Regions from separate parts of the Mus musculus genome. Here all the other regions are linked to region 3. Evidence: chromatin loops called from intact Hi-C (ENCODE). Cell type or tissue: heart. All regions are shown on one strand. Links, peaks and the distances in the headings refer to the core of each region. The heading gives the core; the rest is flanking DNA.

Evidence for each region. A loop is a pair of places that touch in the nucleus more often than their neighbours do. Peaks named below come from ENCODE experiments on the same cell type or tissue, not always from the same donor. Only the 100,000 strongest peaks of a DNase experiment are listed, where the experiment ranks them.
Region 1: a loop joins it to region 3, with 4 times the contacts of the local background. A loop is called at or near these places in 17 of 42 quality-filtered maps.
Region 2: a loop joins it to region 3, with 5 times the contacts of the local background. A loop is called at or near these places in 8 of 42 quality-filtered maps.
Region 4: a loop joins it to region 3, with 6 times the contacts of the local background. A loop is called at or near these places in 33 of 42 quality-filtered maps.
Region 5: it touches region 3 in a loop (7-fold over the local background); 25 of 42 quality-filtered maps call a loop at or near these places.

Annotation. Positions count from the first base shown.
Region 1 is chr10:60,833,021-60,837,808 of GRCm38, forward strand. No RefSeq gene overlaps it. Among named protein-coding and RNA genes, the nearest start is that of Unc5b, 3.8 kb to the left of the region's middle. In heart, for the core only: no CTCF peak of the experiment used is centred there; a DNase peak (open chromatin) is centred at 2,141.
Region 2 is chr10:60,983,083-60,987,870 of GRCm38, forward strand. No RefSeq gene overlaps it. Among named protein-coding and RNA genes, the nearest start is that of Mir466j, 25 kb to the left of the region's middle. In heart, for the core only: a CTCF peak has its summit at 2,352; no DNase peak of the experiment used is centred there; H3K27me3 peaks cover 324 bases.
Region 3 is chr10:60,777,558-60,782,345 of GRCm38, forward strand. It overlaps Unc5b (unc-5 netrin receptor B), which reads right to left. Exons shown (of 17, transcript NM_029770.3): 3 at 2,538-2,681; 4 at 2,111-2,214; 5 at 1,227-1,407; 6 at 611-778. Among named protein-coding and RNA genes, the nearest start is that of Slc29a3, 27 kb to the left of the region's middle. In heart, for the core only: CTCF peaks have their summits at 1,179 (motif pointing right), 2,281 (motif pointing right) and 2,480; DNase peaks (open chromatin) are centred at 1,221 and 2,274; H3K27ac peaks cover 1,478 bases.
Region 4 is chr10:61,049,890-61,054,677 of GRCm38, forward strand. No RefSeq gene overlaps it. Among named protein-coding and RNA genes, the nearest start is that of Gm20611, 21 kb to the left of the region's middle. In heart, for the core only: a CTCF peak has its summit at 2,557 (motif pointing left); a DNase peak (open chromatin) is centred at 2,546; H3K27ac peaks cover 476 bases; H3K27me3 peaks cover 893 bases.
Region 5 is chr10:61,069,849-61,074,636 of GRCm38, forward strand. No RefSeq gene overlaps it. Among named protein-coding and RNA genes, the nearest start is that of Pcbd1, 17 kb to the right of the region's middle. In heart, for the core only: CTCF peaks have their summits at 2,700 (motif pointing left) and 2,903; no DNase peak of the experiment used is centred there.

The DNA.
Region 1 (4,788 bases), core at 221-4,220, 55 kb after region 3:
CAGCCTGTTCCACCCATTCCAGACCGCAAGCACGCAGCGATACACGCCCCTCGGACAGTTACACATACCTGCAAAGGAACACACAAGTAAATACACAACAGAGACGCACAGGTGCAAGATGACCTTTCCTGAAACACCCTGTGTACAAACAGACATCCACCTAGAAAAACACCCATAGACCAAAGCCTGTGAGATTAAAAACCCCAAACATAGCTCCAGGCGCACACACAGAGACATCTGACTGGAAAGGCAAACAGGTATTTGGATATTTAAAGACTGGCAGGAAACACCCGCCTGGGATGCCTGGGTACCAACACTCACATCCCATGTTCAGACCGGAGACCCGGTCGATGAGGTCAAGGGTGCTGTGCCTGAGAGCTCAGTGGATGCCTCAGGTTCACACTCCCCCACTGGGATAGAAAGTGTTTTTCTTTAGACATTGCTTAATTCCTTCTGGGGTGAAAGGGGTGCAAGAATATTAAGTATTTCCCTTCTTCCTACCTAGCCCCTACCCACCCTTCAGTCTGGAAGTTCTATTTTAAAAAAGCAAAGGCGACTTTATTCTAATTAACTCACAAATAAAAGCATCACACAGCTAGCTCACGGCAGCCACTCTAACCCTTGCGCCATTGCTTCTGGGCTCTATCTGTCTCTGTGAACATCTCTGTATTTAGAATGTCCAGTCTGAGGCCGTGGGGCCTCCTTGGGGCTCTGAACTTTTACTGTCAAGTACAGTTTTTATTCAGTTACACACACACACACACACACACACACACACACACACACACACTATAACAGAGTGGAAACTAGATTTAAAAAAAAAAAAAAACAGATTCATGGGCTAGAGAGATGGCTCAGTGGTTAAGAATACTGTCTCCTTTCCCAGAGGTCTTGGGTTCAATTCCCAGCAACCAAATGGTGGCTCACAACCATCTATCCTGGGGTCTGGTGCTCTCTTCTGGTACTCAGGTGTATATGCAGATAGAGCACTCTATACATAAAATAAAAGAAATATTTTTTCTTTTTTTTTTCTCCCTGCCCCTAAATAAATCTTTTTAAAAGGATTCATATTCTTTCATGACTGTTTGTCCTTTTGTCTCTTCTGCCTTTCTCCATTAGCCAATTTCTCCCCTCTTAACATCTGCTCATGGAGGTCTGTCTCTTTGGAACTAGCGTCAGCCCTTTGAAGGAATCTCCGTTATCTCCTCTGGCCCTACGTATGTTAAATCTCAGGGAGATTTTTCAGCCACCTGCAGCAAGCCCCAGCGCCCCACTAACCCCGGTAGTTCAGGGAACCTCATCTTTGGTCCTCAACTGAGAATGACCACGTCCCTCCCATGTATAAGGCCCCACAGCCCTAGCAGTAACACAGTGGAGACGTTGTACAAAACTTTCCAGAAGCATCGTCATACCCTGTGCCTTGGCACTCAGTCAGGGCAGGGGGAGGGGGCGCTACTTCTAGTTAAGAACAAGGATTGCCAAGGCTGGCCTCCGTTTTTTCCTATTTATCATGGCATGTCAATACAATTTCCTGCACACAGTCAGATGCATTAGGAGGCGAGAGAAAAAGAGAGGCTGTTGATCCAACGCCTACAATGGCCCTGAGAAGGAGTCTCAACGCTCTACCTGCATGTCTTGGAGGTTTTGCGGCGATGTCCTGGGATGTACCAGGAGAGGGGAGTGTTTAAGGCTGGAGGCAGGAAGCCTTTGTTGGGGCACAACTGCTTTGATAGCTTGGGCCAGTCTTCACCCTTAATGGTGGCTGCAGATGCTTCGGGGACCGGACCACTCTTAACATGATAGCGTGTAGGACTGGAAGGTGGACCCCAGAGGATGGATGCAGGCCCCAGGTCCCCGCCCAAACCACTGCTCCCATCCCGACTCCCTGCTGTTCTTACCTGCTTGCTGAGAGATCTTACTTAACCTTTCCGGGCTTCAGTCCCCTCCGTTGCAAAAAGGAAATAATCACCACTTCTCAGGACTAAAAGGAATATGCATACTCACTCTGAGCTAGCTGAGTAACAGCTCCCTATTTCGTAACAATTATAATTTGAAAGCAGCCTTTGGGGCTCCCTGAAACAGTGGCTAGCAGCCTGGACAGGGCATCTCCAGCACTGGCCATGCTCGCGGATGCCACTAGGCGGCGCACTGCAGCCTCAGCTTCCTTGGCGCCGCAGCAAGCAGAGTAGGCTAACTGACTGTCTCTGTCCACTCTTCTCCCAAGAGATATTTCTCTCCCCTGGGTGATAAAAGTCGGGGGTATGCGGGATTGTGAGTGGGAATAGTTCAGAATAATGTTCACGAGGCTTCTCCTGATTAGTCCGGGACAGAAGAACCCTAAGTCAGTTGTAAGCTGCAGAAAAGGAAGTGTCTATGGTTGAAGTCCTTCAATTTGCCATAATATTAGCATATTCAATGCTGATCCTGGCCTAAATCCTTCACATGCTAGCCACACACATGGTGCTGTGGGGGACCCCATTCACAGATGAAGGCAATGAGACCTAGATAGTAAGTTGAGGGCAATGGAGAGTCCCACCCTGACAGAGTAGATCACAAGCTGGAACTTACCTTTTAAAAAATTGAGATGAGGGGCCAGAGAGATGGCTCAGGCAGTAAAGTGCTTGCTGCAAACCCAGGAAGACCTGAGTTCAGATCCAGAACACCCAGTAAAAACCAGGGTGCGGTGTGTCCTGTCAACCGCAAGCTGTGGAGGTCTAGGTCCAGTGAGAATCTCTCTCTAGAAACATAAGGTAGAAAGTGATTCAGGAAGACATGATCCCCTAGGCTCCACGTGGGTGTACACACACACACACATGTGCACACACAGGAACTCGGATAACATACACAATACGTAGAGAAATAAAGATAGCTGGTGAAGTGGCTCAGTGCCGGGCTTGAAGACCTGAGTTCACTCCTAGAATCCCACCAGGGTGGGAAGAGAACACTGATTCCCAAAAGTTGCCCTGAGCCATACATACACTGTCTCTAATTTTTTTTTTTATTTTGAGAGTGGGTTTCTTGTAGCCCAGGTTAGACATGAATTTCTAATCCTCCTGACTTAACCACCTAATTCCTGGGATTACAGGCCAGGGCCATCACACTTGGCTTCAAAATTCTTTTATTGACAAATTTATGAAAGTAAACTTTATTTTAGTGATGAGTTTGGTTTGCAGAAAAATTTAGAGCACGATACAGAAAGTTTCCCCATGTCCCCCTAGGAAGTCCCCTTTGTTATGTCTAACACACATATGGAATGTTTACTTCATGTGGTGAGCCCATGATGGTACATTATGAAGAAGCAGAGTTCAACCAAGTTACCTTGGCATGTGCCTTGTAGCCTCATTCTGGGATGAGGTCTCAGCCAGGACCTGTCTCATGGCGACTCCCTAGGGTCCTGTTGGCTGTGCCAGTTTCTCAGCACTCCACCCTCATTTCCAATGACCCTGGCAGCTGAGGATGATCGGCTAAGTATTTTTGGAAGATGTCTCCCATCTGGTATTTGCCCATCATAATTGTCTCCAACAGGGGGTTCTGATATTCCCTAGCTATAGCACTTCAGCTTGTACAGTGGGCTCTGATTATGGGCAAGCATGCCTTTGACATGTCCCAGTGAGTTCACCGCCCTAAAGTTGGGATGCTGGGGTGGGGGTGGGGGAGGCAGATAATACCCAGGGGCCAAATAGGAGAAGGGAAAAGGAGGGCTTCCAGGCACTAAGTCACAGGGACAAAGGCCCTGAGGAGAGGTGGCAGGTGTGTGTGTGTGTGTGTGTGTGTGTGTGTGTGTGTGTGTGTGTGTGAGCTGCACGATCACATACTAGGGAAGGAAGAGACCAGAAGGGGTGGTTCCAGCCAGTTAGTCCTGTGTGCCAGAGCTGAGGTCTAATACTAGGGAGATGGCAGGGACTCAGGGTTGCTCACTGACTGCAGAAGGCCGGGAACATCGTTGGGATTGTATGTCACAGTAATCTGAGGTGGGGTGGGCAGTGAGGGTGGTGGCCACCGAGTGGTCCTACAAAAAGAGAACCTTGTCCCAGGGCTACAGAGAGTCGACTTGGGGGATACCTAGAGGGAGGAAGACATGTCTGGAATAAGGAACCAGTAGGAGAAGCTGTGAGGTGGTGAAGGAGGTAGTGGAGAGCTGGGGTTTAGATGCTGTGAGTTCCGTGGACTCCCCAGTCTCTCTCCGTGGTCATCCCAGTCTCCGTGGACTCCCCAGCACACAATGGTGAGCACAGCACAAACTGGTATGCTCAGGAGTGGTTATTGTTTCAAAGATAAGGACAGTGGCTGATGACCACATGGATAGTTTCAGCCCTTACAGCCAGGAGTGCCAGATGAATTAGCTGTCAATCACTGTGATAAGCCAGAAGAAGCATGGTCATTTCCTGTGTGATTTGCGGGGCTGTGGAAACTCCCGTGTCCTTACGTTTTTAGGACAGGCTTTCTCGCTGGTCACCTAGGATGTTCTTGGAGGTGGATGTTAGATGTGAGCAAGTTAAACTGGAAACCAGGGAGCTGAAAGGCAGCTCAGGGGCTCAAGTGCTTGAAGGGAGAGCATGAGAACCTGAAGTTGCATCCCCAGAACCCATGTATAGGCAACTGTGCAGCCTACATTTGGAACCTCAGCATTCCGGTGGCAAGATAGAGGCGGGGTCAGGAGAATCCCTGACAGCTCTAGGGCCAGCTAGCCCCGTGTGTGCATGTAACAGTACATTTGACTGCCTCAGATAAGGTGGATAGTGAACTCTAACTACAGGGATGGAGGTGAGAGGAGAGGGTGGGGGGGGA
Region 2 (4,788 bases), core at 394-4,393, 210 kb after region 3:
ACGCAACACAAACTTAGTTTGTGAACAATGGTAACTCAATCTCTGGGCGCAACAACTAAAATCCTAACTTGTAAGCCTTATTAAATCTAGGTCCTCCAGCGGCGAATCCCACCAACAGAGAGACACAGAGACAGAGAGACACAGACAGACAGACACACACACAGACACAAAAGCATGCATACATAGGAACACACAAAGAGGGGTGTGTGAGTCCCCCAAACAGTGTCATAAATTAAACCACAGTAAGATTGCACCAGAATGGCCCCATGAGAAAAGCTGGCAGTACCACATGCTGACCAAGAAGATATGGGTTCCCAGGTGTCTCACACTCTGCTGCTGTGTCACAGTCTGCCCTACTTCTGCCAGAGCCATGTTTTCCCTCCATGATAGACTCTGTCCTCTGAAACCATGAGCTGGAACCCCCTGCCCCCAAATTGCTTCTGCCAGATATTTTGTTATACTTCTGAGAAAAGCATATACCCATGATGCTCCCCGTGACCACGGTCAAGGGCCAGGCTGCTGCCCGTGGCTCGCCTAGATGCCCTGCAGCTGAAAGTCAGCTCAGGGTCACCAAAACCCCACAGCATTTCGGGCATTGGAAAATGTGTCCTCTGGGCTGGGATTATTGTGTAAATTAAAAGGCCCTCTTTCCTAGAAGACACAGACCCTTGTCACACAGGATTAGATTCCAGCTCTCCTGTGCCCCATAGTCTGGACCTTTGTGCCCAACTGCACCCAGGGATCACTGGGCCCTTTTCTTTTTATTATGTGTATGCATGTGGTGGGGGTATGCACATGAGCGCAGGTGCTGCAGAGGCCAGGAGAGGTCATCGGATGTAGCTGGAGATGCAGGCAGTTGTGAGCTTCCTGAACCCAGATCCTCTGTAAGAACAGTACGTGTTCTTAACTACTGAGCTATCTCCCAGCCCCCCTAACCTCGCTGTCTTTGAGCAAGTCCCTTGCTTCTCTGTGTGCTTCAGTTTCTCCCTTGTAGAGTAGGAATCAATAGTTGTAAAGACTCAGTGATATAACAGAAAGAAACTTGCCTTGAGAACTATGATAGGCTTGGGGTACATGCCGTTCCCCTCCTAGCCTGGCAGACAGATAGAAGGTGGATGAATGGTTGGGGCATATGAAGGTTCCTCATCCACTGGATTTGGAAGCTCCTGGGAGGCTGGTGAGGAACACCTCTGAGTGTGTCCGTGAGGGGGTTTCCAGAGAGAATTAACTGAGGGAGGAGACGTACCATGAACGTGGCTTGTACCGTCTCAAAGCCTGGCATCCTGACCTGAATAAAAGCTGAGTATAGTCATCTTTTCCTTCTGCTTCCGAGCCATGGGAGGTGGACTGCTTGGCTCTACCATACAGTTTCCCCCCCGTCATGGAACAAAATTTCCAAAACTGTTAACCAAGATAAATTTTTCTTTCCTTGTTCCTATCAGGTAGAACTAACTAATACAGGGAGTGAGTGTCTAATAGGTAGAAATGGAGAATAGGTGATTGGATGGATGGTCAGATAGGTAGGAAATTAGATGGATGCATGGATGGATGAATGGTTCACGGATGCATGGATGGATAGATGCATGGATGCATGGATGGAAGCAAGGATGAATGGATGGATGCATGCATGGGTGGATGAATGGATGCATGGATGGATAGATGCATGGATGCATGGATGGAAGCAAGGATGAATTGATGGATGCATGGATGGATGCATGCATGGGTGGATGAATGGATGCATGGATGGATAGATTGATGGATGGGTGGATAGATGGGTGGATGGACAATAAGATGATCTCTCAACTCCAGCTCTTAGTTCTTTGTTCTCCCTGGAGCAATGAGAGGCAAGAGACTTGGAAGCTACAGTCAGTGTCTTCTGATCTCTCTTTTGTCCCCCAGGTATCCCCAACTCAGTCAGTCTCAAGATCCTGACCATTTGAGTTCGAATGTCTCTGAAAAACTTCTCCAGTATGTTTGGAAAGGGCCATGGCAGGAAGGTGAAGGGAGTTCACATCTTAGGCCAGTCCCTCCCCCAGCCCATGAGGTCCTGCTCTCCATGGGATGGAGGAGCAGAGCCCCCTCCTGGGCCCTGATCTGTAACGAGATAACTGATTGTTCTTTCCTCTTATTCTCCTTCTCCATAAAGGGCTAGACAGAGACGAGGCAATTAAAAGGCGTTCCCAGCCGCCCAGAGAGATTCAATGAATATTAACCGGCTTCCAGCTGCCGTCTGGCAAAGGCCTTGGAGCAGACAGCTCCAGAAAGGTTTCTGGGCCCTTGGGATGACTCAATTTTCAAGAGAACAATAGGGGAGTTTGCTCTGCCTGGTGACCATTGAGCGTCTCCTGCAGGAAGAAATGAGGTCCTGCAGCTGCCCGGATGTAAAGCTTGAAGAGACTGGGCTGGGATGCAGAACAGGGACTCTGAAGTCACACACGTGGTATCTGTCACGTATGCAAGCATCTGAACAGACAAGGTAGTTGGCTAGGTGTAGAGGGATTTGTGGGAACCAGGGGAAGGCTGGAACCAATATGGGCAGGGTCACCAGACTTTGTGGGCTTTTTTCAGAGAACAGGAGTGACGGTGAAGAAGAGAGGTGTATGTGTCTCATGCACACACCTTACTTAACCTGTCGTGTCCTGCTGGTCCTCTGGTCCAGAGTAGACAATGGAGATGCACAGGGAGTTGGTTGGCACCTGACTTCAGCCACATCCTGCATCTGGTTCTTAGCATGGTAGTTCAGAAAAGAGCAGAGGCTAGCCCAAAGCCCCGCAGCTACGGAGTACATGAGTGTCAGCTCTCTGTCTCGCTTCTACCTGTATAACAATCATCTTTGGAGCACAGCATATATAGCCCCCACTCCAAAGAGCCTCTTAACCCAAATCTAGATGACACTCCCTTCACAGATACTGGCAGGCCACATTCTATGGACTCGGGAGGAATTCTGTCATTTCTCATTTAGTTCTTTTGGAATCCTCAGTGACTCACATGGTGCCCATGTATCATGAATGGGATGGGGATGTTCAGACAACAAAATAAGTCTACACAAACCTATTCCAGCCTTTTGCTCTTGAAGCTGGGGGTGGGAGTCAAAAGTGTCAACAGACACGCTGTGGATATTCATTCTACAATAGACGAGACAAGCCCTAACCAGAGCTATGGCCTGCCCATCCCACTAGGTTGCTGGTATTCACGGATGGACATGCAATGAGGCCTGGCAAGGGAGCCACCCCCCCCCCCCAGCTGTGAGTTGGCCAGGCAATGCGAACAATCTCCTAGGTAAAGGGGCTCTTCAGTGAGTAACAGGCTGAGGCTTCAGCTCTGTACCTTTTCTCTGTCCTGGTTCAGAACTATCTAGGAAACTCTGGCCTCAACACTCAGCCCAGCCCCGGCCTGGACCTAATCTGCCAGATCTTTCCAGAAGCCTCTGTCTTGGAGGTAGGCAGACTTGGGTACCAAACCTTGTTCAGAGTAGCCCTGAACAAGTTATTAAAGCTCTTGAGGCTCTGTGTAAAGAACTGGAACTCAGGGATGTCACCCGCCTGGGAGCTCAGGTATGAACAGTATATTCAGTAAGTACATTAGCTAAGGTTCTATAGAGAAACAGAACTGATAACATGAATATCTATCTACATAGCTGTCTGTCTATTGGTCACACACACATACGAAAAGGGCATTTATCAACTGGCTTAGAGGCTGAGGAATGGCTAGTTCAACAATAGCTGTCACCCAACCCAAAGACCAAGATCTGGTGCTGTTCAGTCCGCAAGGCTGGATGTATCCGTTGGAATCCTGAAGACGTGGGTTATAATACCAGTGAAGGAATGCCTCAGCAATGGGATAGATGAACTTGTCAGCAAGGATGAGAGCAAGCAAGCAAAAACATCCTTCTTCTGTTTCAAGGTAATCCCGCCAGAGGCCACCACGTGGACAGTCTTAAAGCCAAGAAGAAAATCAATATTGCCAGCCTGCAGTCGCACAGGGAACTTAGTCAAATCACACAGGCCCGAGCTTTACAGATCTTTGTCTTTTGTGCACAAAAACCACATCCTGGTTGTCACACTTCAGTCTGCAAGAAGCAAAACTACAGAAGTCAAAAAGCAAGGTTAATCCATCTAGGAACTTGTCTGGATCCCAGAACTATGGGCTAGAACTTTGTTCCTGTTTTGGCAGGTGTTGTGACCTGCATGCTGGGTTTTAAGGTCAGAATGGTGCCTCTAACGAACGTGGTGTCAGTCATGCTAAGGTCTGGGGACCTGTTAGACTTCCATGTCCTTTTATGTAGGCTGCTACCAGAAAATATGGCCCAGATTTAGGGTGGGTCATCCCATCTCAAATGACACAATCAATGAATGTATGCCCAGCTGTTTGGGTTTTAGCTGATTCCAGCTGTAAAGTTGACAACCAAAATTAGCCATCATGGTAGGCATCAAGTAGGGCCAAGATTGAGATGGCAAATGGGTGTACCACTGCCAGAGTGATGCTCCACAGCAAGCTCACCCCTGCCCCAGGGTGTGGCTGATGAAGCTCCGCCCACCCCATTGGGGTACTCAAGGTGCACAGGCAGTTGTTAGAAAGAAGTCTTATCCTTCCTGCCTGCTCATGAGCTGAGGCTCCTCCCTGAACACTGTCAGCACTATTTTTATGAATCCATTGATCAGCAAGTCTTTGCTGAGCATCTGTCTGGTTCACTACCAGGCGCCCCCTCGATGCCCCAGGGGACTTAGCCAGATGCCTCCCAGATTGCAATCAAGCTGCAGTGTAAGGGCTCTCCTTCGGTGTCTCATA
Region 3 (4,788 bases), core at 483-4,482:
CAGGAGCACAGCACAGACATGGACACGCAGTTACGCATTCAAGCGGGGACACGGAAACAAAAACATACATGCACGCACGTACGCACAGACCCACACACGGACCCATGCACGCACACGCCAATCATATTTGCACAGCCCACGGGCTGGGGGGCAGTTAGACACGCTCAGTAGCTGAGGGTAAAGATACTCAGGCACAAAGACAGACATAGAGAGACAGACAGACAGACAGACAGACCTGGGAGAGAAAAGTCACTTGGTCACACATACACAACCAAAGCGCAGGCAGATGAACCCAGAACCAGGGCCACATAAGTCAGGGAGGAGGCTGCTGAGAGGATGAGGGTCTGTGGCCAATGGGCATCTCAACAGATACATGCAGGGAGCTCTCTAGGACCCTGGCAGTTCCTGCAGCCAGGCTCAGCCCTGTCCAGCTGCAGCTCACTGCCTCTGATCCCAGCTCCCAAGCAGCCTGGGACAGAATCAGAAACTAGAAACCATAGAGTACCCTGAGGACCTGGGCTCTGCGCTCTTTGCCACTGGGAGAAGGTAGTGTCCCAACTCCATACATATCCCATAGGCAGAAGAGCCCGGGTGGGCTGGTGGCTCCTACCTGGGCACACGGTGGTGCAAGCTGTCTTCTGGAAGGCCTGTCCCTCACAGAAGGCGCCTCCATTGAGTGGGGCTGGATTGGTGCAGGTCCGAGTACGCTTCTGCCAGCCTCGGCCACAGCGATTGGAACAGGGTGACCACTCTGCCCAGCTGGACCAGCCTCCATTCACTGTAGGGATGGCCCATCAAATGATTAACATGGCTCTGGCTGCCTCCAGGTTATCTTCAGCCCATCACCCACCTTTAGTAACCCAGCCACTCTGGTTGGAGCCATTCATCTGTGGGACTGGGCACTGAGAGGACACTGTTGGCCCCTGAGAGGGCCTAGGAAGTCACTGTCTCATCCCTGCCTGATGTACAGTGACGCAGTAAACTTGATAGAGGGGTAACACCTAATGAGGGTCTACCCAGTGTGTGATGGGGTTCTTGGTAGAGGGGTAACACCTAACCAGGGTCACCCAGAGTGTGGCTGGGTACCTGGGATTTGGCCTCCTGGAGGTGGGGGTGGGGCAGAGTGGAGGGGATATATTGCTTCAGGCCCCCCTACAGTACCGAGAGCTCCCACCAGAGGGCACCCGGGATAATCACAGCCCATGCCCACAAACACCCATCCACACCATAGACGATGACTGTGGCCGTGGTGCTCCGGCGCTTGGCCACGATATTCTTGGCCACACAGGTGTAGTTGGCCGTGTCTGAGAGGCGCGCCTGGCGGATGATGAGGTTGTGGTCAATGGTGAGCAGGAAGTTAGTGTCCTGAGCGGGGTCAATGACATCTTCATTCTTGAGCCATTCCACCTGTGGAGCAGGGCAGGGAGGACTCATTGTCTGCCAACTGTAAGATGGAACCTGAACAGCACCCATCCCACAGGGCTCGGATGAATGTGAGCAAGCATAGGCTGCTAGTGTCTGGTCCTCCCTACGTCCCTAAAAGCAGCAGGACCCTGGGTCCTGTCCTTAGCTCCGCTCCACACCAGCGTTCATAACCTAGGTGGTTACCCCATCCCTCTCATCTCTAAACGGTGGCCGTGCCCACACTGCAGGGCTGCTGAGGAGATCAAAGCCCAGCAGGTGGCAACTGCCAATCAGGTGCCCACCTTACTCACTGCCTAGGAGGGCACAAGCAGAAATGACCAGGTGACCAGGTTTTGGGGGCTCGACAGCTGAGACATGAATGAAGCTTGTCCTTTTCCGTGCCCCCCCCCCCCAACGCCTAGACCAGCGTAGGATGTGGGAGGGGAAAGAAAGGAAGACGGTCTCTAGCTGATGGAGTGAATAAACGCCTGGACACACCCATGGAAATCCAGTGGTATCTACAAGTGTGGTTATTGGGTGTATGTCAGGTAGGGGTGTCAGAGACCAAGACCCTTCCTGTGAGGCTCTACCTATGGAGAGATGGTGGGGTCTGGTGTGAATGGGCTTCAGAAGGACAGGCAGGACCACAGGAAGTCTGGAGCTGCTGGTAAATACCCTACCTGGCTGGCCACGCCCCCCTCCTCACCTCAGCCACAGGCACTCCCTCCGGTGGGCGGCACTGCAGAAGGACCTCATGATCCAAGGGTACCTCCTTGGCCAGAGGCTCCTGGTCAAAGTTCTTGCGCAAGTCTGAGAAGAGTTCCAAGAACATCAAGGGATTGAGCATGTGAGCATGAAATGCCCACCGTGGCCACTAGGGGGCAGGGCATGCCTATGGAACTGTTTACAGGAGCCCTTCACCTGCGGAAACAGGGTCCCCCTCCCTGACTCTGGGACCTCGCCTGGAATCCTCCAGCTTCCCTTCCCAGGTGGCAAGGGCTGCTGGAAACCCCGGAGCCTGAGGAGGCCTGGCCTCTGGGTCTAGGAGCCCATGTCGTCTGGCATACAGTGGGAGGGTATTTCTCTTTCTGATCTCTATGGGGAAGTGGGGTGGGATACTCAAGGAGGCGTACAGGCAATGCGGATGTAGGCTCGGCGACTCTTGGTAGTTCCCGAAGAGCTCCAGGCCACGCACTGGCACCAGTAGTCCTCGAGCCCGAAGAGTTCCTCCACTTGCTGCCGTGACACCTCGATCTGCACCTCTCGCACCCGCAAGCCTGGCCGGGAGAGAACGGGTCTTCAGCGGGAAAGAAACTGCCTCCCTTCTACCCCAGTCTCTGGCGCGCTCCAGCAGAATCCCACTGGCTTCCATCTGGGTCTATCTACGGCCGTTCCCCGGGGCAATGTAACTGTCTTCTAGGCCCTCAGACCCATTCACCACCCAGCTAGCCTCAGCAGAAAGACCCAGGTCCTCCACACAGCCTCCAGACCTCCTCAAGTAGCCACGGGCCGGGCCACTGCACACGGTCTCCTGTCTGGACCTCTTCTGCGCCCTCAATGCCCTGGGCGCTTCCAGTTACCAGCAGGTTCGCTACCTGCTCATCCAGGCAGGAGCTGCAAGTACGCCTGTCCATCTCACCGCTGTCCTCCCACGCATGGGCTGAGGGACCACTGTCACTATACATAGCTAATGGGGACGACAGCCCCAGATCCCAGGGCTAGCAGGTACAATATGCCCCTGATAGGAGCAAGAGCCACGCTTGTCACCGTTACTAGGAACCATGGGACTGTTTACTGCCAGCACAGGTCATCATCTGAGGCCCACAGCAGGCAAACTGTCTCTTGCTTGGACTAGAACTCATGGCTGGTGGTGACTGGGAGAAGGAACTCACAGGCCAAAGAAGGACTAGTTGTAAGAAGTGTTTATCCATAAAGAATACAGAAGTGTTTGGCAGGGAGGGCCCAGAGGGTACTAGTCCTCTGCCTGGTGGGCACTGTGCTCATGGTATCTTATGGCCTCCCCACTGGGACCTCCTGCTAATAGAGAGAAAGAAGGCCACAGGGCCCAGAGAGGTTGTATGACTGCCCCACAGTCACACAGCCAGTGTGATAAGGCCTGGATGGTGGGTTAGACTGTTCTCTTCTGGTTTTGTTAAGAGAAAGTCTTTTCTGTGTGGCCTGGGGTTGACAGGCCAGTATCATTCACACTGACTGTTCAGTCGGGCTTGCTTTGTTTTGCTTCGAATCCTTTTACCTATCAGATTTTAGATGAGAATGGAATTTTAAGACTTTTTATTTCAGAACCCCCAGCACCAAGCTCACACCTGCAGCTGAACCTCCTCAGGAGCACGGCTTACCCAGTGGTGGTTAAGGTTAGGCGCTGTCTGGGGTGTGGCTTTCCAATCTGGGTGGGCCTGAGATCAGGGCTTTTCAAGGCAAAGCAGAAATTGAAGGAGAGAAAAGGGGGTCTGGAGGTGGGGGCCAGAAGAAAGCAGGAGAGACTCAAACACAAACGGAGAGGAGAGCAACGGATGTGACCAAGGGAGGGAAACAGGAAAGAGAAGAAAGAGCAGGTGAGGGCAGTCAGAGCCAGGCCGGAGCAAAGCTCCCTCGGCTCCGGCTGCTGGGCTCAGTACAGCGGACATCTGTACATGCCTCTCGCTATCCCCCTGTTCTGGGAAAGGCCTTTTACCCAGGACTCCCACACCCTGCTTAGGGTGGGACCTTCCCTAAGCCAGAGCCACTCGCCCTTGCCATCCCCTGGGAGAGGTTGAGAGCTGGCTGAGCCTCCACCTGGCAGCACCGTGAGCCACACCTCAGGAGGAAGGGCCCCGTGCCTCTTCCCAGCCTAAGATCCAGTCACGGTCCTTCCCTCCTTTAGTCTGGACAGCATTCTAGTACACATTGTTTAATCATTCATGTGATATTTATAGGACAGGGCGCCCACAGCCTGCAATCCAAAATTCTCACCAAATCGAATCTTACTAGTCACTTATTAATTTATTTACTTATTTGTTTGTCTTTTGAGACTGGCTCTCTGATCTTGAGTTTTTGAGACAAAGTTGTACTCGAACTCAGAGATCCACTTCCCTCTTCCTTCTGCATGCTGGGACTAAAGGTGTGTGCTACCACTGGCTGATGAAATCGTATTATTTAAAATATTTTTACATTTAGTGTGTGTGAACTCATGCACATGTGTATGTGTGTGAGTGTGTGTGTGTTCTTGCGTGAGTCACGGCATATCTGGAAGTCAGAGGACAGTTTTCTGGAGTCAGTTCTACTTTGTGCGGCCAGAGACTAAACTCAGGTTGTAAACAGGTACCTTTACCCTGCGCCATCTTGCCAGCCAACTTCATATTATATTTTATTTTATACCTTGTAAGG
Region 4 (4,788 bases), core at 333-4,332, 270 kb after region 3:
GAGGAGGAGGGAGGAGGAGGAGGAGGGAGGAGGGGGAGGAGGAGGAGGAGGGGAGGAGGAGGAGGAGAAGAAGAAGAAGAGGAGGAGGAGGAGGAGGGGAGGGGGAGGAGGAGAAGAAGAAGAGGAGGAGGAGGAAAAGAAGAAGAAGAGGAGGAGGAGGAGAAGGAGGGGAGGGGGAGGAGGAGAAGAAGAGGAGGAGGAGAAGGAGGAGGAGGGGAGGAGGGGGGAGGAGGAGGAGGAGGAGAAGAAGAAGAAGTATTCGGTACAGAGGGTCAGACATATCTCCTGTGCTCAGAGCAAGGGGTTCACACTGTTCCCCAGTTCCTGGATCCCTTAACCCAGCTCTGTATATCCACACAAGGAGTCCCAAGGCTGTCTGTGACTCCTGTCAAGGTACAAAAGTCCCTGCTCAGACTCACCTGGGACCTTTCTCTGAGATGTCCCTAAACTCCACCCAATACCCAACCTCCACCTACACAGCAGCCACTGTCAAAGGGACATCAGGGTCACTGCAACCACCTGTCACCAGTGAGGACAGACAGGGGACCCCTGCCATGTGGTCAGCACCGTAGGAACTCAGCAGGGATCACAGGCCTCCTTTGGGATGAAAGGATCTGTTAAGGCTAGAGGCCCTCCTCCACGCCCTCACTTCCCCCAGAGAGACAAGGCAGAACTTGAGGTCTGGTACTTAGGATCCACTTTGTTCCCCTTCCTGGAACCAGATGCAAGCTTCCCAAGTCTCCATCATCACCTCTCCAGGAAGCCTGCCCTCTCTCTCCATACCTGTGGTGTCCCTGGTCCCCATTAGAGATCAAACTCAAGGGTTCATTCCTTGCCAAGGGCCCAGGGGGACAAGGAAGGGGTGGATGAGACCTCTAGGCCTCAAAGGTAGCTGCCTTAGGGGAGATCCACAGTTGAAAGTGGGATCAGGGCTGCTACCATCAGAAAAGAACCTTGCTTCTCTAACTTCAGACAAAGAAACAAGAAAGGAAGGAAGATGAAGTCCCCGGTCACCTGTCTCTGCTCCCGAAGACACCTCATTTGTTTTGCTCTGGTCAGCCCAGAAGAGGGAAAGGCCAGACAAAGGTGACACATGAGTGTTAAAGAAAGGAAGACAATTCATAAAGCAGGGCATCTCTCTCTCTCATCCGCTCCTGCCCACGCCAGCCAGCCCAGCACCCTCAGCTCTACCAATCCTCCATGCAGCTGGACGCCCCACCCCGGGATGGCACCAGAGCACGGGCCCTCGGGTGGCTTCATGCTGCCCGTGGGCAGAGAAAACAAAGCGTCCACGAGGACATGTGTGACTTATGGCTTTAATCTCCCTGATAGAAGGCCTTTAAAGATTATTTCAGGGATGAAAAAAAATAATCCTGGGTAATGAATCAGGGCCTAAAGAAACTGATAAGCAGCAGGCACACCAGTGGGGGCCGAGCTCCTGATTTAATTAAAGTCTCTCGGATACTCCCTGAGACAAAATCCACGGAGGCCATCAAGGTGATAAAAAGACTCCGGGTCCCTTTAAACCAACTCACCTGCCTCATGAATCTTCTCTCGAGTAGAGCGGGGTGGACAAGGCTCCGTCGTCAAGGACCCAGGGAGGGAATCACTGCAAATGGCCTGGTTTGGGGCTTGTTAAGAGGACCTCCGGGGGGACAGAAGGTACTACACATTGCTCAGGAGCCAAGGTTGAGTCAGAACCTAAAGGATGCAGGGAAACTGGTCAGATCTGGAGCAGGATGCTGTGTGTCTGCAGACTGTTTACTGTCCCTCTCTGGGACTCAGTCTCCACACCTGGTGTCTGCCAGTGAGAAAAGAGAATGGGCCTTTAGGGAGCACCCCAGAGCTGGCCTTCCGGGTCTGAAATCACATGCTCTTTAGTTGGGAAGGAGACAGACAGTGTCTCTGTGCAGGTGAGTTCCTCTCTTCCAGGGTAGGCTGGGAAGGTAAACTACAGCCAGCTCTGCCACTGGGTTCTGCAAAGGCTTCAGAGAAGCCGGACGGGCTGGACCTGGAAAGATGGAATCAGGAGAGAGCAGTGGTTAGGGGTCTCTGTGTCCTCAGTTCTGGCTCATCCTCATGAAGGATGGACAGACAGACAAGCAGGGCAGGTGACCATGGGATGACCTTGTCAGCCCTCAAGCCTTGGCACGCCACTGGGTACAAGGGAGTGACAGTCACTCATACCACTGCAACAGGATGGCTAGATGAGTTTTAATTTCAGATTTACGAAGAACAATATGGAGTGTGTTTGTGTCCCAAATGCTGCGTTTATTTGCCACCTCTAGCAACGCTGTGCGTACGTCTCCTGTACTCTGCGCCTGGCAGAGAGCTACGTCAGAAAGAAGCCCCGTGTAGCCAGCAGTAGATGTCACCCCTTGGGAACATGGCCCTGGAGCCTCCAAGGAAGTAGTGGAAGGATAAAGAGAAGATTCCCTATCAAAACTGTAGGCTGGGATGGGCCAGTCCTAAACCCAGTCCCTGCTCTCCAAATCCTGTTCGGATCATAGGAGGGCTGGTGCCAGGGCAACCGAGCACTGGCTGCCACCTAGTGGTCATAATGGGAATGACAGGTTATGGCACCTAGACTTCACAGACGTGTTCTATTGGGTGGGTTCTTAATATTTTCACCCCGCTTAACCAAAAAAGAATCTAAAGTCCAAGGCGAACCCCAAAACAGGCCCATATGGAAGCCTAGTTTCCACTTCAGCTCTTCTCATTCATTTAATCACTGGGCCTAAGCGGTCATGTCTGTCAAATTATCCTCACCATCAACAGCTCCCTCCTGCCCACGAGTGAAATGGCCCTTCTCTCTGGTGGTCTGCAGAGCCTTCTCTGAGATAACCCAACCCGTACTCCTGCGACTCTTTATGCCTCCTTAAGACCCCAGCTTCCATCTTCCCTCCTCTCCTTGGTGTTCCAAGGCACCAGCCACTATTTCCTCCCTCATCCGCCCTTCGCCCTTGGCAGAGAAGCCCCTACTGCTCCACGCTGAGCAGGCTCTGTAGGTCTTTTCAAAGCTCATCTAATGCTAAAACTTTTCATTTTCATGCCTACCAACACCTCTAAGTCATAGCCCAAGGGCCCAGGAATACAGACTCAACTGTCCCACTCACCCTTGGAGCTTAACCGTAGCTTAAACCTCCAGCAGGCTCCTATCCCCTGAAACCCTCTCTCTCCAGTTGTTCAAGCCAAAAATCTTATGCTTAGAACCCCTGCCTCCAACACAAGACCCCACTCATCACCGCCACTAGCCCCTGGCCCCAGAGGGCATCATCATATTAATCGCGTGGGCGAGGACAAACAGAGGCTCCTGTGCTCCCCACTCTCATGTCTGGACCTATCTCCAGGTTTCCTGACAGCTCCGCTATTGTCATGGAACGTCCACAGGGCAAATGAAACTCCAGAAGATAGGGTATTTGTGTAAAGTGTGTGTGACAGAGAAACTATGGAAGACAGGGGAGAGCAACTGTATACCTTGTTTTTTTTTGTTTGTTTGTTTGTTTTTGGTTTTTTGAGAAGGGTCTCTCAGTGGCCAGGACCTTGACAAGTAGGCTAAGCTGCCCAGTCACACAGTCCCAGGGATCCACTTGTTTCTGCCTCCCCAGAGCTGGGGTTTACAGACATGCCTGGCTTTGCATCCATGGGTTCTGGGAATTGAAACTCCAAGCTTGTGCAGGTAGCACTTCCCCGGACGAGCTATTTCCCCAACCCCCATGAAGCAGAGAGTAAACAGTAGGTGTCACAGCGATGCTGCCATGTTGAGTTGATAATCTTACCTGGGAAACAGAGAGGGGGATGCAAGAGAAGACATGTCCTTGGAGAACATGGCCACGATCTAGTTCATCCCAAAAGCCACCAGGGCAGGAGAAGGAAGAGGAGAGCCCTGAATCCGGAAGGGAGCAGGAGACACTCTGGCTCCTTCTCCAGGAAGCAGGCTTAGCAATAGAACAAGGAAGACTCACCCAACCCGCAACCATTGTGTCTGCTTCAGGGGAACACTGAGAATGAGGGTGTCCCCAGGGCTCCCAAGTGAGGAAGAAATACCAGTCGGCCCATTCAGTGCGGAGGGTTCTGGGCCATGGCCACAGTGGCAGAGCTGGCAAGCTCAGAAGCAAGGGCTTCGTGAAGAACCTCAGCTGTCCTGCTGGTTCAGATGGGACCACTCTCGCTAGGGGTAAGCCTCAGGAGCTCGCGGGCAGCAGTTTCTAGGGGGGATCACAAAGGGACCCACAGCTCCCGGCAGAGAAACCAGGAAACACCCACCCCACCCCAAAAAAGCAGAGGGAGAGTCAGGTGCGCTCTGTTGGAGGATGGGGCCATGTTTGGTTGGCTTGTGTAGTATCCACCCTCAGGCAGCCTCAAGAGGAAGGTACCGAGGGGCACCAGAATGTGAGGGCCGAAAGATGGAAGATGGTGCCACCAACCAGGAAGATGGCTTCTTAATGATTCCATGATTAATTGTAGCCACAGGACGCACACACGCTTGGAAAGAGTCTTCCCAGGAGGCCCCACAGAACTCAGGAAGCCAGAGAGCAGAGGTCATGGTGGCTGGGGGGGTGGGAGGGAGGTGGCAGGGGATAGAGTAGGACAGAGAGAGGTGACAGCATACAGAACATTCTGGCATCTGAGCTGGGGACACCTGGAATTGGTCTCCACCTTCCCCTCCACTTAATTACCTTAGTTACCTCATCTGCTAACAGGGCACAGGGTCCTCCATCTCTCCAGAAGACAGGTGGTCACCTGCCAGGTCTGCCAGAGGGGATGTGGTGAGGCTGGCAAAGAGCC
Region 5 (4,788 bases), core at 477-4,476, 290 kb after region 3:
TTATAGTGGAGCGGGGGAAACAGCTTAGAGAGGAAGATGGCTTGCTCTGCAAATGTAAGGGCCCAGCGTTCAGATCCCCAGACCCAGGTAAAAATCTGGGCACGGGTGTATGTGACTATGACTCAAGGGAACAAAGTAGAGAGTGATAAAGAAGGGTACCTGTTGCCCTCCTCTGACCTCTGAGAGTGTGCATGGATTGGTATACACACACATATACTCACATGCACATACACACTCATACACATACACACACATGAACAAAAACATACATATATACATGCACATGCATACAAATATACACACATACTCATACACATGTGCATATACATATATGCAAATATGCACATACACAAAATATACACACTCTCACACACATATGCACACACTCACACACATATACACACATGCATAAACACACGCATATATACATGTACATACATACACACATACATATACATATGCATATATACACATGCACAAACACACACATTTATACATACATACACACTAACACATACAGGCACATGCGCACGCTCACGCACGCGCACACACACACACACACACACACACACACAAAGCTTTCAGCCTTCTGGAGCCCTGCTTCCTGAATAATTGGTGCTACCTAGAGAGCCTCCTACCTTACACGTGCACGGGGTTTCCTTTCAGATCAAGGCCGAGTTAGTCTAAACTCAGACAAATAAAGGGACATGCTAAAGCTCACACATTCCTAAATATACAAATACAGCCTGCTCAGCTCGCATCTCATGTTTGCATATGTTGTCAGAGATGAGCATTTGGTACTGGATAACCAACTGCTGTGCTCTTCCCTGGGGAAGACAATTTCCCCTGCTCTCAGCATCCCTTGGTTGCTGTGGTCCTTCTTACGGGGTTGAGGCCCTGTGAGTTTTCCCCTTCTGTTTTAGTGTGTCTACTGATGTCAGTCTTGTTCAGGTCATGTTTAGGCAGCCAAGTTACAGAGACCTCATGTCTGTAACGTCTCTGACATTTCTGGCAGACACAATCTCACATCAAACTTCCTGTTTCTCTGCAATATTCCACACCCCTCATCCTGAATGATCCCCCAGTCTTACATTCAAGAACTGTGTTGTACCCAGGCAGTGGTGGTGCACACCTTTTATCCCAGTACACAGGAGGCAGAGGCAGGCGGATCTCTTGAATTAAAGGCTAGCCTGGTCTACAGATCAAGTTCTAGGACAGCCAGGGCTACACAGAGAAACCCTGTCTCAAAATGCACACATGTACACGTGTATACACACACACTAGAGTTGTGTTGCAAATGTACCACTGGGCCTGGGCACACAGACTCAGTCTACCTCCTCAGGCTGCTTTGCTGTGCCCCTCCCCTATGAGTGGCAATCTAGCGACCTTTATGGACAGCTCAAGAAACATGTCACATGTGCAGCTGACTTGTTAGTGTCTGGAAAACACTTTTTGCTTGAATTCTTCCTGGCCCTGGCTCTTAGAATGTTTTTGCCCAATCTTCCACTGTAATCCCTGAGTCTTGAGAGGAGGGGATATGGTATAGATGCCCCATGTATGGCTAGGCACTCCAGAATCCCTTAGTCCCTCGCACTGACCAGCTGTGCATCTCTGTGTTAACTGCCATTTACTGCAAAAAAAAAAGCTTCCTAGATGAGAGTTGAAGGATGCCCCAATCCATGGTATGATGTCGTAAGCAGTCGGTTAATACTATGTCATTTAACACAACGGTTTTCAACCTGTGGATTGGGACCCCTTTAGGGGTCAAATAAGCCTTTCATAGGAGTCACCTAAGACCATCAGAAATCACAGATATTGATATTATGATTCGAAACAGGAGCAAAATTGCAGTTATGAAGCAGCAACAAAAGTAATTCTATGGTTGGGGGTCAGCACAACGTGAGAAGTTCCTATTCACGGAACTAGGAGGGCCACAGCATTAGAAAGGTTGAAAACCATTGGTTTCACAGAATAACAGTGATAGTTCCTCCTCTGGGGCCTGTGACCTCTCTAGCCACAGATCCTTGGCCTTAATAATGGAGCCAGGTGTGGGTTCTGTCTTGTGGAGTGGGCTTTTTTAGAACTCAGAGAGGCTGTGACTACTTGCACAGGACCTGAGAGGCTGCCCATGCTCCGGTACACAATCCTACCACCAGGCATCTGCTAGCAGCACCGAACGGACTCGATGAGTTAAACACACACACACACACAGTTGGGAAGGAATAATGGATAGGTATGGGAGGGAATGGGGGTGGACTTGATCAAAACACATTAGATGCATGACAAGATTCTCAAACAAGGAAAAGAAAAGAAAGCCACACACACCAAATGGGAGTGGGAAAGAAATTGATGGTTAACAGTGTTAAATTTATAGAATCGCATTCCATTCTTACTAATAAAAGTATGTTTTTACCACTTGAGCAAAAGAAAGACACTCCCCTCCACACATCACCCCTGCTTGGAAACACTTCTTGGGGCTTCCTGCAGCTAGAGTCTTTGCCGATGTGGAGACCCCCACGTGCCTGGGGACATATCCTTCGAAGGATGGAAGCTCTTTGCGTAGCTCACCTAGATCTCAGCATAGGGCCTGAAGCTTAGAAAATGACCACTGAGCATTAAAAGCTCTCACCCAGCGCTCCACCTTGATTGCAGAGTTGAAGAGAACCCGGATCATTTCCTGAGGGCGCCCTGCCCCCTGTTGGTAGAAGGCAGCATTGCAGGGGCGCCTGGTGGCACAGCAGGGCTCATCATCCTCCTGATCCCTCCCACCCGCGCCCCAGCGCGGGGGTGGGAGGGGGGCGCTTAATATCAGTGATTCTGAAGCTTCCTAACGCTGAGACCCTTTAATACGGTTTCTCGTGTTGTGGTGACTCCCAACCATGAAAGTATGTCATAGTTCATCTTAACGACGATTTTGCTACTTATATGGATCATAATGTAAATATCTGATATGCCCCCAAGGCGCTCTCTCGTTCTTCTTTTCTTTCTTGTGTTTTGTTCCATGTGGTGAGTGTTGTTCTTGCTTGGATTTTGACCCAGGAACTCACTATGTAGCCTTGGCTGACCTGGGACTTGCTGCGCAGGCCAGGCTGGTCTGGAACTTGCATGAATACTCCTGCCTCTGCCTACAGGTCTGTTTCTCACAACGAGACCTGCGTTGTCCCATCTGGTAGCTGCGGCCACTTGTGCCCCTTCTCCTCTGGGCACCCCGGGGAGAGAGGCAGACCGCAGTAAGATGGGAGCCAGCAGTAAGGAGGAGGAAGCTGGAGGATGAAAACTTCAGAGTCATCCCCTGCTATCCAGTGAATCGGAGGCCAATCAGTACTGCAGGAGATCCGTCTCAAAGGAAAAAAAGGTAAAAGTAATTTCATGTTTCCTTTGCTCTTTTTGTTTGTTTTGGGGTTTTGTTTGTTTTTGTTTTTTTGTTTTTGGACACAAGGTTTCTCTGTATATTCCTGGCTGTCCTGGAACTCACTCTGTAGATCAGGCTGCCCTCGAACTCCGAAATCCCCCTGCCTCTGCCTCCCAAGTGCTGGGATTAAAGGCCTGCGCCACCACTGCCCGGCTTCCCTTTGCTCTTTTTAAATGAAACTACTGGAGAACTGGAATTCCTGTAGCGCTCACACTCTAGGCTCCTATCATACTCATACTGGGTGGCACTGTGGGAGGCAGAGTTTACCAGCCTCTGTCTGGAAGTACCCTGTTACCAGATGATGCTTAGCAGCATCTTTAGTTGGTACCCACTGAAAACTGTACCACCTCCATCCCTAGGATAGGACTATTGAAAATGTCTGCCAACACCAGCAGCAGTCCCCTTGAGGAAGCAAGAGCTGCCACCACCCCAAATGAAAACCACTGCCCTGGTTGCTCTGCTGATCACATCCCTGTGACAGACATTGGTGCTGGGAGAGGAGGGAAAGAGTACCAGGCTTGTGGCCTAGGAAAGGGACCAGAGGTGGCCAGTTCAGGGCTGACAGGCAGGCCCCAGGCCTGTAGTCCTCACCGCACTAGCTCCACGGAGATGTACAGAGTGTCTCCCAGGGAGCAGTCTCCATTGCTGGGGTCAGCTTTGGAGCGGCTTTGTGGGCAAGCTCATTATGGGCTTGCTTTAGGTGCCCTCTTTCAGGGCAAGCTGTTCACAGAACTGCCATTTCTGTGCAGGAGTGTCTGAAAAGGCACCAGAGGGGACAACAGAGGGCTGGGGGGGGGGGGGGGCGACAGCGACATCATATACAGTGAGAGCAAAGACAGCAGACAGAAGCTGGCTCCTGGGGAGCAGCAGCCCCTCCTTAGGTACTGTGGAAAGACCTGGGTTCTGATAGGTTATTTCTTCGCTGGTGAAATGAGCCCATTCAGGCCAGATTAGACTATGTTAAAGGCAGGTTTATTGAGAAAGCTGTTCTTGAGTTCACTGGCCCCAAGGGCTGAGGCCAGGAAAGTCACCAAGGGAGAGGGGGGAGAAAGCAAGAGGAGGGGAAGGAGAGAGAGAGAGAGACAGAGAAAGGGGAGAGACCAAATGAAGTCTGGATTATATAGGGAAGAACCTCTGGAGGAAGGGCAGCCCAGCCCCTAGCTGAAAAGTTCAGGGTTGGGGCAGGGTATGCCAGGTAGGGACTGAGGGATGCTGGGAGAACCTAGAGGCCAGGTCTGCTTTGATAGGTGAAATATGCACCTCAGTCCTTTGTCCCAGTCCTAAATCAAACAGGTTCCATCTTGAGAAGGAGGCAGTGCAGAGATGAGGAAGCCCTGGATACAGGTGACACTCCCAGATGCTTGGTGAATGCTGTG